Linked DNA regions of Homo sapiens: regions 1 and 2 are each linked to region 3. A link is a contact called in ENCODE Hi-C or POLR2A ChIA-PET data. All regions are on one chromosome and are shown on one strand. The core of a region is the stretch at or near the end of the contact, and the rest is flanking DNA. Distances in the headings are between cores, read along the strand shown.

The links. Hi-C counts contacts between places; a loop is a spot of excess contacts on that map. ChIA-PET counts read pairs that join two places held with the same protein, here RNA polymerase II (POLR2A). Pooled maps may share reads with other maps.
Region 1: a map of astrocyte of the cerebellum shows a loop between it and region 3 (5-fold over the local background). The contact joins the enhancer-like site here to the promoter of SCAT1 in region 3. A Hi-C loop is called at or near these places in 1 of 168 maps with a recorded cell type or tissue (astrocyte of the cerebellum). POLR2A ChIA-PET finds 5 or more read pairs at or near these places in 1 of 52 experiments (activated CD4-positive, alpha-beta T cell).
Region 2: a pooled map shows a loop between it and region 3 (3-fold over the local background). The contact joins the enhancer-like site here to the promoter of SCAT1 in region 3. A Hi-C loop is called at or near these places in 2 of 50 pooled maps. POLR2A ChIA-PET finds 5 or more read pairs at or near these places in 5 of 52 experiments (B cell, HEK293, HepG2 and 2 more).

What each region holds. Positions count from the first base shown.
Region 1 is chr17:78,534,312-78,537,043 of GRCh38, reverse strand. All of the region lies in intron 19 of DNAH17 (dynein axonemal heavy chain 17), which reads left to right. Among named protein-coding and RNA genes, the nearest start is that of DNAH17, 42 kb to the left of the region's middle. Within about 2 kb of position 1,308, at least 6 of the 41 ENCODE cell types and tissues checked have a DNase peak (open chromatin) inside an H3K27ac peak, as active enhancers do.
Region 2 is chr17:78,746,766-78,749,511 of GRCh38, reverse strand. The region is part of intron 1 of CYTH1 (cytohesin 1); the gene reads left to right. Among named protein-coding and RNA genes, the nearest start is that of CYTH1, 34 kb to the left of the region's middle. RefSeq lists enhancers at 409-478, 539-598. Within about 2 kb of position 1,356, at least 29 of the 41 ENCODE cell types and tissues checked have a DNase peak (open chromatin) inside an H3K27ac peak, as active enhancers do; they include B cell and OCI-LY7, where a contact is called at or near this core.
Region 3 is chr17:78,630,806-78,633,675 of GRCh38, reverse strand. SCAT1 (S-phase cancer associated transcript 1) reads left to right here and starts at 1,619. Exons shown (of 5, transcript NR_110849.1): 1 at 1,619-1,686. RefSeq lists an enhancer at 1,284-1,785.

The DNA.
Region 1 (2,732 bases), core at 59-2,558, 96 kb after region 3:
ACCACACCCGGCTAATTTTTTTATTTTTTTTTAGTAGAGACTGGGTTTAACCGTGTTAGCCAGGATGGTCTGGATCTCCTGAACTCATGATCCACCCGCCTCGGCCTCCCAAAGTGCTGGGATTATAGGCGTGAGCCACCGCGCCCGGCCCTGCTTACCTTTTAAATGACATCGTGTGACCTCTAGGATGACATGGCCACTTCTCTCCCCACTCCCACATCTGTCGTCCTTCCCAAAGCAGCTTCTTCTCAGTCAACCTGCCTGGGTTTCATTCCCTCATCATCCTTCCAACCCCCCGACACGATGCCAAGAGGGTAACCTTTCCCAACTTCCTGACTGTTCACTCAGTCCTGTAATTTTTTTGAGACAAGGTCTCACTCTGTCACCCAGGCTGGAGTGCAGTGGTTCAATCTCGGCTGACTGCAGCCTCTGCCTCCCGGGCCCAATTGATCCTCCCGCCTCAGTCTCCCAAGTAGCTGGGATTACGAGCATGCATCACCAAGCCCAGCTTGGTGATGTATTTTTTTGTAGAGATGGGGTTTTGCCATGTTGTTGCCCAGAGTGGTCTTAAACTTCTTAATTTTTTTATTTTTTGAGACAGAGTCTTGCTCTGTTGCCCAGGCTGGAGTGCAGTAGCATAATCTCAGCTGACTGCAACCTCCGCCTCCTGGGTTCAAGCGATTCTCCTGCCTCAGCCTCCTGAGTAGCTGGGACTACAGGTGCATGCCACCATGCCTGGCTAATTTTTCTTTTTTTTTATATATTTTTAGTAGAGACGGGGTTTCACCATGTTGGCCAGGATGGTCTCAATCTCCCGACCTTGTGATCCACCCGCCTTGGCCTCCCAAAGTGCTGGGATTACAGGTGTGAGCCACCGTGCCCGGCCTCAGTCCTGTAATGTAAACACTGATTCTCCCAGTACTCAGGCAATTTGACAAATGTGCCTCCCACTGCCTTCTGAAATCATCTCGTCTAAACGCATCAAACAAGACACACGGAGAGCCTGGCCAGGCTCTGGGGTAGGAAGGACAACAAAAGTCATGGGAAATTCAGCTCCCCGCTTAAGGGAGGTTTGAGGTGGTGTGTTTGTCAAAGCACCTATTTGTATAGCAATAAAAAAAAATCTGAAAAGACTTAAGTGACCTAAATGTTTGTGGAAGAGGGGAGTGGCTTGACCAATTCTGGCCCAAACCCAGATTCTGTGAATTGTCACAATGAGCCAAGGATGGAAAGGTGTTGTGACAGGTTATTAGACATTTATCAAGTTACAGAACAATGTTTAGAATATGGTTTCATTTGCTTAAACAAGCAAAAATCTGGGTGAGTGCTTACCAGGAAGGGAGGAAGGAGGGGAGGGGAGAGGGATGTGGCTGCAGGCGTTTCCTCTCATGCATTTCTGCGTTGTTTGAATTGTAAAATAATGGACACGTATGATTTGTCATAACATATATTTACAGCGAGATGAGCTGTCCTGTCCAGGAGGGAGGGATGTGCGTGTGCTCGTGTGTGTACGCGTGTGCTTGGATGCATATGTGCCCGTGTGCGTATTTGCATGTGTGGTGGGGAGGCATGCTTGTACAGAGGTGACATGAGGACACGAGGGAACAGCTAATGACCTGAGAAGGTCAAGGACAGCTCCTGAGAGGAGTGGGCGTGTGAGCGGATTCTGGAAGGGTGGGAGGAGGTTTCCATGCTGAGAAGATGGCTGTGATTTTAGGCCCAAGTGCAAGCAGCAAGCTGTTCCAGAGTTGAGAATAGAATTTGCCCCAGTTATGCAGACGCTAGGTTAGCACATGTCCTCAGAATCAGTGTGTCCCGGGTGTGCCCCTCCCACTGTCCCCAAAGCAGGCTGCTCTTGGGCACCCACGGTTGCTGCAGACAGAGCTGCTCCACCCCTGGGCTCTGCCAGCACAAACACTCAGGCTGCCTTGCAGACACCCTGGGACGCTCAGGCAGAACATTCCAGAGCTGAAGGGCCTGTTGCCCAGGAGAAGGGTCCCTCGAAAGCCTGCTGGTCTAGCAGAGTCTTACCTGGTGCCAAGCTGTGGAAGACAATGAGAGAGTCAGGCATCTAGACTGCTGGGTCCCAGGGCCACTTCCCAGAGACCCAAGTACCCTAGCTTGGTGGCAGAGAGTACCCAAGGGATGCTTCCCATGGGTACCAGGGTGGCCAACCCAGAGGAGTTGGGTCAGGACAAGGAGGAGATAGAATGTGGGCCCCAGGCTGCCACAGGGATTTAGAGAGCTGAGCTGCCCACAGGGGACACCAGCAAGGGGCAGAGACCCCAGGCAGCAGGTCTCACCTGCCTCTGGTATGCCAGGCTGCCACCAGCCCAGCCCAACTGGAACTTGGATCCCACCTGGGGAGATCCAAAGGACTGCAGGGGACAATCTCAGCTGGAGCAGGTAGATGCCTGGAAGTTACAACACTGAAATCCAGAAGCACCTGCCTGTGCTCTGAACACTGCACTCCCAACCCTGAGCAGAAAGAGGGGCCATGAGGAGGGGTGGGAGCCAAATGTCAGGCACAGGCGAGCCCATGGCTGAATTCTGAAGCACACACCAAATGCTTTCCTGCAGCCACGAGGAGCTTCAGGTTTCTCTCCCCTGTGGCTTCTTTCCATCCACAACTTACATGCAGGGTGGCCCGGCCCAGCCCTAGGGCCAACCTTCCCCTTCCATCCCAGCCCCACTGACTTCACCTCCTCAATTACACCGTTTCCTCGTGCCAC
Region 2 (2,746 bases), core at 107-2,606, 120 kb before region 3:
CCACAGGCACACCCACCAAACTTGGCTAATTTTTAAATTTTTTTTTGTAGGGGGGATGGAGTCTCAATCTGTCACCCAGACTGGGGTGCAATGGCACAATCTCTGCTCACTGCAACCTCTGACTCCTGGGTTCAAGCAATTCTCCTGTCTCAGCCTCCCGAGTAGCTGGGATTACAGGTGCCTACCACCATGCCTGGCTAATTTTTATATTTTTAGTGGAGACGGGGTTTCGCCATGTTGACCAGGCTGGTCTTGAACTCCTGACCACAGGTGATCTGCCTGCCTTCGCCTCCCAAAGTGCTGGCTGGTCTCAGACTTTTGGGCTCAAGTGATCCTCCCACCTTGGCCTCCCAAAGTGCTGGGATTACAGGTCTGAGCCACTATGCCTGGCCTAGTTTGTTTTTAAATCAATAACAGGTATCAAGAAGTTTGGACTGGCTGACCTTGGTGGTCTTACTGCTGCCACCTTTGCTCTGCCTCACACAGTATGTGGGTGTGTTGGGCCCTTCTCGCAAGCTCCTCTGTCATGTGATGGTTCCGTCTTCAGGGCTGTGGCAGGACCGCGCTGGTTCAGTTTGCTCTGTGTCAGCTGAGTAAAGGATGGGTGGAGTACACCAATTTTGTAACTTGTAACATTTGGTCTTGTGGTTTTGCAAGGAAGGGGTGATATATAATTAGTAAGGCAGGAGAGCAAAGGAAACAGGAAGGGGATCTGCAGTGCTCCTGTATCAAAGTAGATCTCCAAAGCAACAAGGGACAAAAGCAAGCACACTCCTCCCGCCCACCCGTTTTTACTTACTCTTATTTGATCAGAGAACTTTGCTTTCATAAACATCCTTGAATTAAGGCTGGAATTTTTTGGTAAAAATTCCTAACTGAATTTGGTTTAGAAGTATACAGAAAACCCAATGAATTAATTGAATAATCTCCCTTACCCCCTTCTTCAGACAATTCTCCTGTATTCTCTCAAGTAATAAAAGTACTAGAAAGATCAATTGTATTTATCATTAAATGGCTGGTGCTTATAATTTATTCCTTGAATCCAGTTAAACAGTGAGCTTTCCTGATAACCTAGGCATTGTTGTCCCCTACAGTAACCTGGGCCTGTTGGATGTGTAAACATTTTCCTTTGACCCAGGACTGTGTTGAAACTATTTGTTAATCACACAGCAGGATGATCAATACTTACACCAGCTGACGGGACACCTGGCATGACTACTCAGTGATCCAGTAAAACCACGCCAAGCTGGTTCCATAGAGTTTTCATTTTTGATGATAGGACTCGTAGCTCTCAGAATCAGAGAATGTTTAGAGGTGAAACTTACCACAAATGTGGGTCAGCATCTTTAGTTTGTTTCCGGTGTGTGGGGTGCAGTGGCGGACAGTGAGAGAGCCATGTGATGGGAGGAGGCTGCAGAGCTGGACTTTGAATAATGGGTAGGGTTCAGAAAAGTAGAAAATATTGTGAAATTTATTTTATTTTGTTTTTTTGAATGAAGCAACAAAAACAGAGATTTATTGAAAATGAAAGTACACTCCACAGTGTGAGAGTGGACCCGAGCATAGGGGCTCAAGGGCCAAAAATACTGTGAAATTTATTTTAATCAAAGTGGAACATAGATATAGTTTTAAAGATCCTATACAACACAAAATTTTACGTGCTTATAGCAGCAGTTTTCATAAGAACCCCAAAGTGGAAACAACCAGATGCCATCAGCTCATGAGTGGGTAAAGAAGATGAAGTCTGTCCCTACAAGGGAAGATTCTTTAGTCATAAAAAGGAATGAAGTTCTGACACATGCTGCAACATGGCTGAACATAGAAAACATTGTGCCAGGTGAAAGAAACCAGTCACACAAGGCCATGTATTAGGCAAATCTGTAGAGGCAGAAAGTAGATTAGTGGTTGTCAGGGGTTTGGGGATGCGGGAATGGGGGTGACTCCTATGGGGTATGGGGTTTTCTTTTGGGGATGATGAAAATGTTCTAGAATTAGATAGTGGTGGTGGTTGCATAACTTTGTGAACATGCTAAAATCACTGAATAGTATTCTCTAAAAATGTCCTGCCTCTCCCAGACAGTGCCTCCTCCCCGCAGATGTTGACCTCTAGATCCTTCAAGATTGGGACCGCAGTGCAGTATTTGAGTCTCCCCAGATCTCTTCCTAAATACCAGAGAATGCTGCTGAGAGTGTGCATTTTCTTAAAAGTCACTCCCCTCGTTAGTATACCTGTGCCACTATCTTCCCACCCCTCCCAGGGACTTTTTCTATTCTTACTCTACGAGCCTGGCATACTCTGGGCCTTCAGAGCCTGATCCTTAGCATGCCATGTAGTTTTTTCTTTTTTTTTTTTTTTTTTTTTTTTTGGCGCTGCCATTACCTGTGTCCTCCAATGAACTCTTGTGTTTTGAAGAGGGAGATACTTTGTTTTCTTGACCTTTGTAGGTCTAGCTCTTGGCTAACATAGTGCTTGGCACAGTTCAACAGACATCATTTAGAATGAACACATGGTAAAGAGTCAAATCTTTTTTTAATAAATCAGTGTACACTTTTATTATTATTATTTTTGAGACAGAGTCTGACTCTGTCACGAAGACTGGAGTGCAGTGGGGTGATGACAGCTCACTGCAGCCTTGACCTCCTGAGCCCAGATGGTCATCACCTGCCTCGCCCTCTGAAGTAGCTGAGACTACAGGCACGCACCACCACAGCCAGCTAATTTTTTAGTTTTCTGTAGAGACGGAGT
Region 3 (2,870 bases), core at 370-2,869:
CTTCCCACCTTGGCCTCCCAAAATGCTGGGATTACAGGTGTGAGCCACCGCACCCAGCCTCCTAAGGATCATTTTTAATAGGGACAGTTACTGCCCACTTGCTGATGGTTGATTTGGGTTCTTGAATCTCTCATTTCCCGTGAGACATTGATCTCTCATTTTCCTTGACTACTTTGGTCAGTCTTTGCTAGCAAAGCCTTCACTTTTATAAAATAACCTAGGAAAACCTTCACTTTATAAAAATAACCTCTTGCCTGTAATCCCAGCACTTTGGGAGGCCGAGGCGGGAGAATTGCCAGAGGCCAGGAGTTTGAGACTGGCCTGGGCAATATAGTGAGACCCCATCTCTATAAAAAAAAAGATAAAATAATCTCTTCAGGGGTTCTGTAGTAATTTAAATAACATGGAAATTATATATTCATGGAAGGTTTGTCAGAATCGGTAAAATGGTGTTGGCCTGGCGACCTCTGGGGGGAAGGGAGAGGGGGAGAAGTTTGTTTTTGTTTTTGAGACAGTCTCTCTCTGTCGCTCAGGCTGGAGTGCAGTGGCGTGATCTCAGCTCACTGCAACCTCCGTTTCCTGGGTTCAAGTGATTCTCGTGCCTCAGCCTCCCAAGTAGCTGAGATTACAGGTGCCTGCCACCACGCCCTGCTAATTTTTGTATTTTTAGTAGAGACGGGGCTTTGCCATGTTGCCCAGGGTGGTCTCAAACTCCTGGGCTCAAGTGACCTGCCCGCCTTGGCCTCCCCAAGTGCTGGCATTACAGGTGTGAGCCGCCCACCGTGCCCAGCCTGTTTTTGTTTTTTTGATTTTTGTTTTTGGCTCAAACCAGCAGTCCCCAACCTTTTTGGCACCAGGGATGAGTTTTGTGGAAGAAAATTTTTTCCATGGATGGGGGCAGGGGTGGGGGATGGTTTCAGGATGATTCAAGCACATTACATTGATTGTGTACTTTATTATCATTACATTGTAATATATAATGAAATCCTTATACAACTGCGCTATCATGAAGAATCAGTGGGAGCCCTGAGCTTGTTTTCCTGCAACTAGACAGACCCATCTGGGGGTGATGGAGATGGTGACAGGTCATCAGGCATTAGATTCTCATAAGAAGTCCACAACCGCTGGGCGCGGTGGCTCAGGGGCTGGGCTCGGAGGCTCACGCCTGTAATCCCAGCACTTTCGGAGGCCCAGGAGGGCAGATCACGAGGTCAGGAGATCGAGACCATCCTGGCTAACACGGTGAAACCCTGTCTCTACTAAAAATACAAAAAAATTAGCCAGGCATGGTGGTGGGCACCTGTAGTCCCAGCTACTCAGGAGGCTGAGGCAGGAGAATGGCGTGAACCCGGGAGGCGGGGCTTGCAGTGAGCCGAGATTGCGCCACTGCACTCCAGCCTGGGCGACAGAGCGAGACTGTGTCTCAAAAAAAAAAAAAAAAAAAAAAAAAAAAAGCCCACAACCTAGATCCCTCGCATGCGCAGTTTACAATACCGTTCGTGCTCCTCTGAGAATCAAATGCCACCACTGATCTGACAGGAGGCGGAGTTCTGCGGTAACATGAGTGATGAGGAGTGGCTGCAAATACAGATGAAGCTTCGTTTGCTCACTTCCTGTTGTGTGGCCCAGACAGGGCACTGTCTGTGGCCCCAGGGGTTGAGGACCCCTGGCTTTAACAACAGAAAGGTACCATCTTACAGTTCTGGAGGCCAAAGTCTGATATCCAGGTGTCTGCAGGGTTGATCCCTTCTGAGGCTGTGAGCAGGACCCCCTCCAGGCTCTCCTCTGGCCTTTGGTTTCCTTCCTTCCTTCCCTCCCTCCCTCACTCCTTTTCTCTCTCTTTCTTTCCTCCCCTCCCCTCTTCTCCCCTCTTCTCCCCTCCCCTCCCCTCCCGTTCTCCCCTCCCCTCCCCTCTCTTCTCCCTTCCCCTCTTCTCCCCTCCCCTCCCCTCTTCTCTCCTCTTCTCCCCTCCCCTCCCCTCTTCTCTCCTCTTCTCCCCTCCCCTCTTCTCCCCTCTTCTCCCCTCTTCTCTTCTCACTCTTTTGCCCAGGCTGGCGTGGTTTATGTTTGTGGTTTTTCTTTATTTATCTTGCCAGACATTTGCACGTTTTGATGAACTTTTCAAACAGCCAGTTCTTTGCTTTATATTCAATTGTAGACTGAGTTTTCCTGGGGGGTGTTGGAATTGGGGAGGAAGGATCTTTTTTTTTTTTTTTTTTGAGATGGAGTCTCACTCTGTCACCCAGGCTGGAGTCCAGTGGTGTGATCTCCACTCACTGCAACCTCTGCCTCCCAGGTTCAAGTGATTCTCCTGCCTCAGCCTCCTGAGTAGCTGAGATTACAGGCACCTGCCACCACACCCAGCTAATTTTTTGTTTGTTTCTTTGTTTGTTTCTTTGTTTGTTTGTAGAGATGGGATTTCACCATGTTGGTCAGGCTGGTCTTGAACTCCTGACCTCAAATGATCTGCCTGCTTCAACCTCCCAAAGTGCTGGGATTACAGGCATGAGCCACCGTGCCTGGCTGTGATCATTTATCTTGGCTTTTTTCTTAAGTCTTCTTCTGTTTCTGTTCTGCAGTGCATGGTGGCTCGTTTGTGTGAGTTCAACGCTCAGCTGTGCATTGTTTATCTCTTAGAGCAGGTGTGAATTTTCTGTTTTCAACCAGCTATGTGCAAACATGAACTCCTATTTTTATAACTGCTCAGACATTCCTATGACAGGGCCTCATTTCTGCTTGGCAACAAGAAAACTGAATTTAATTTCATTTAATCGGGTAAACAGTTCTGTCGGGTATTTTTCTCTAGCGGAGTCTGGTTGAAAGCTTCATCGCTCACAGAGAACATTCCAGCATTAGTGTCATGGCCTCTG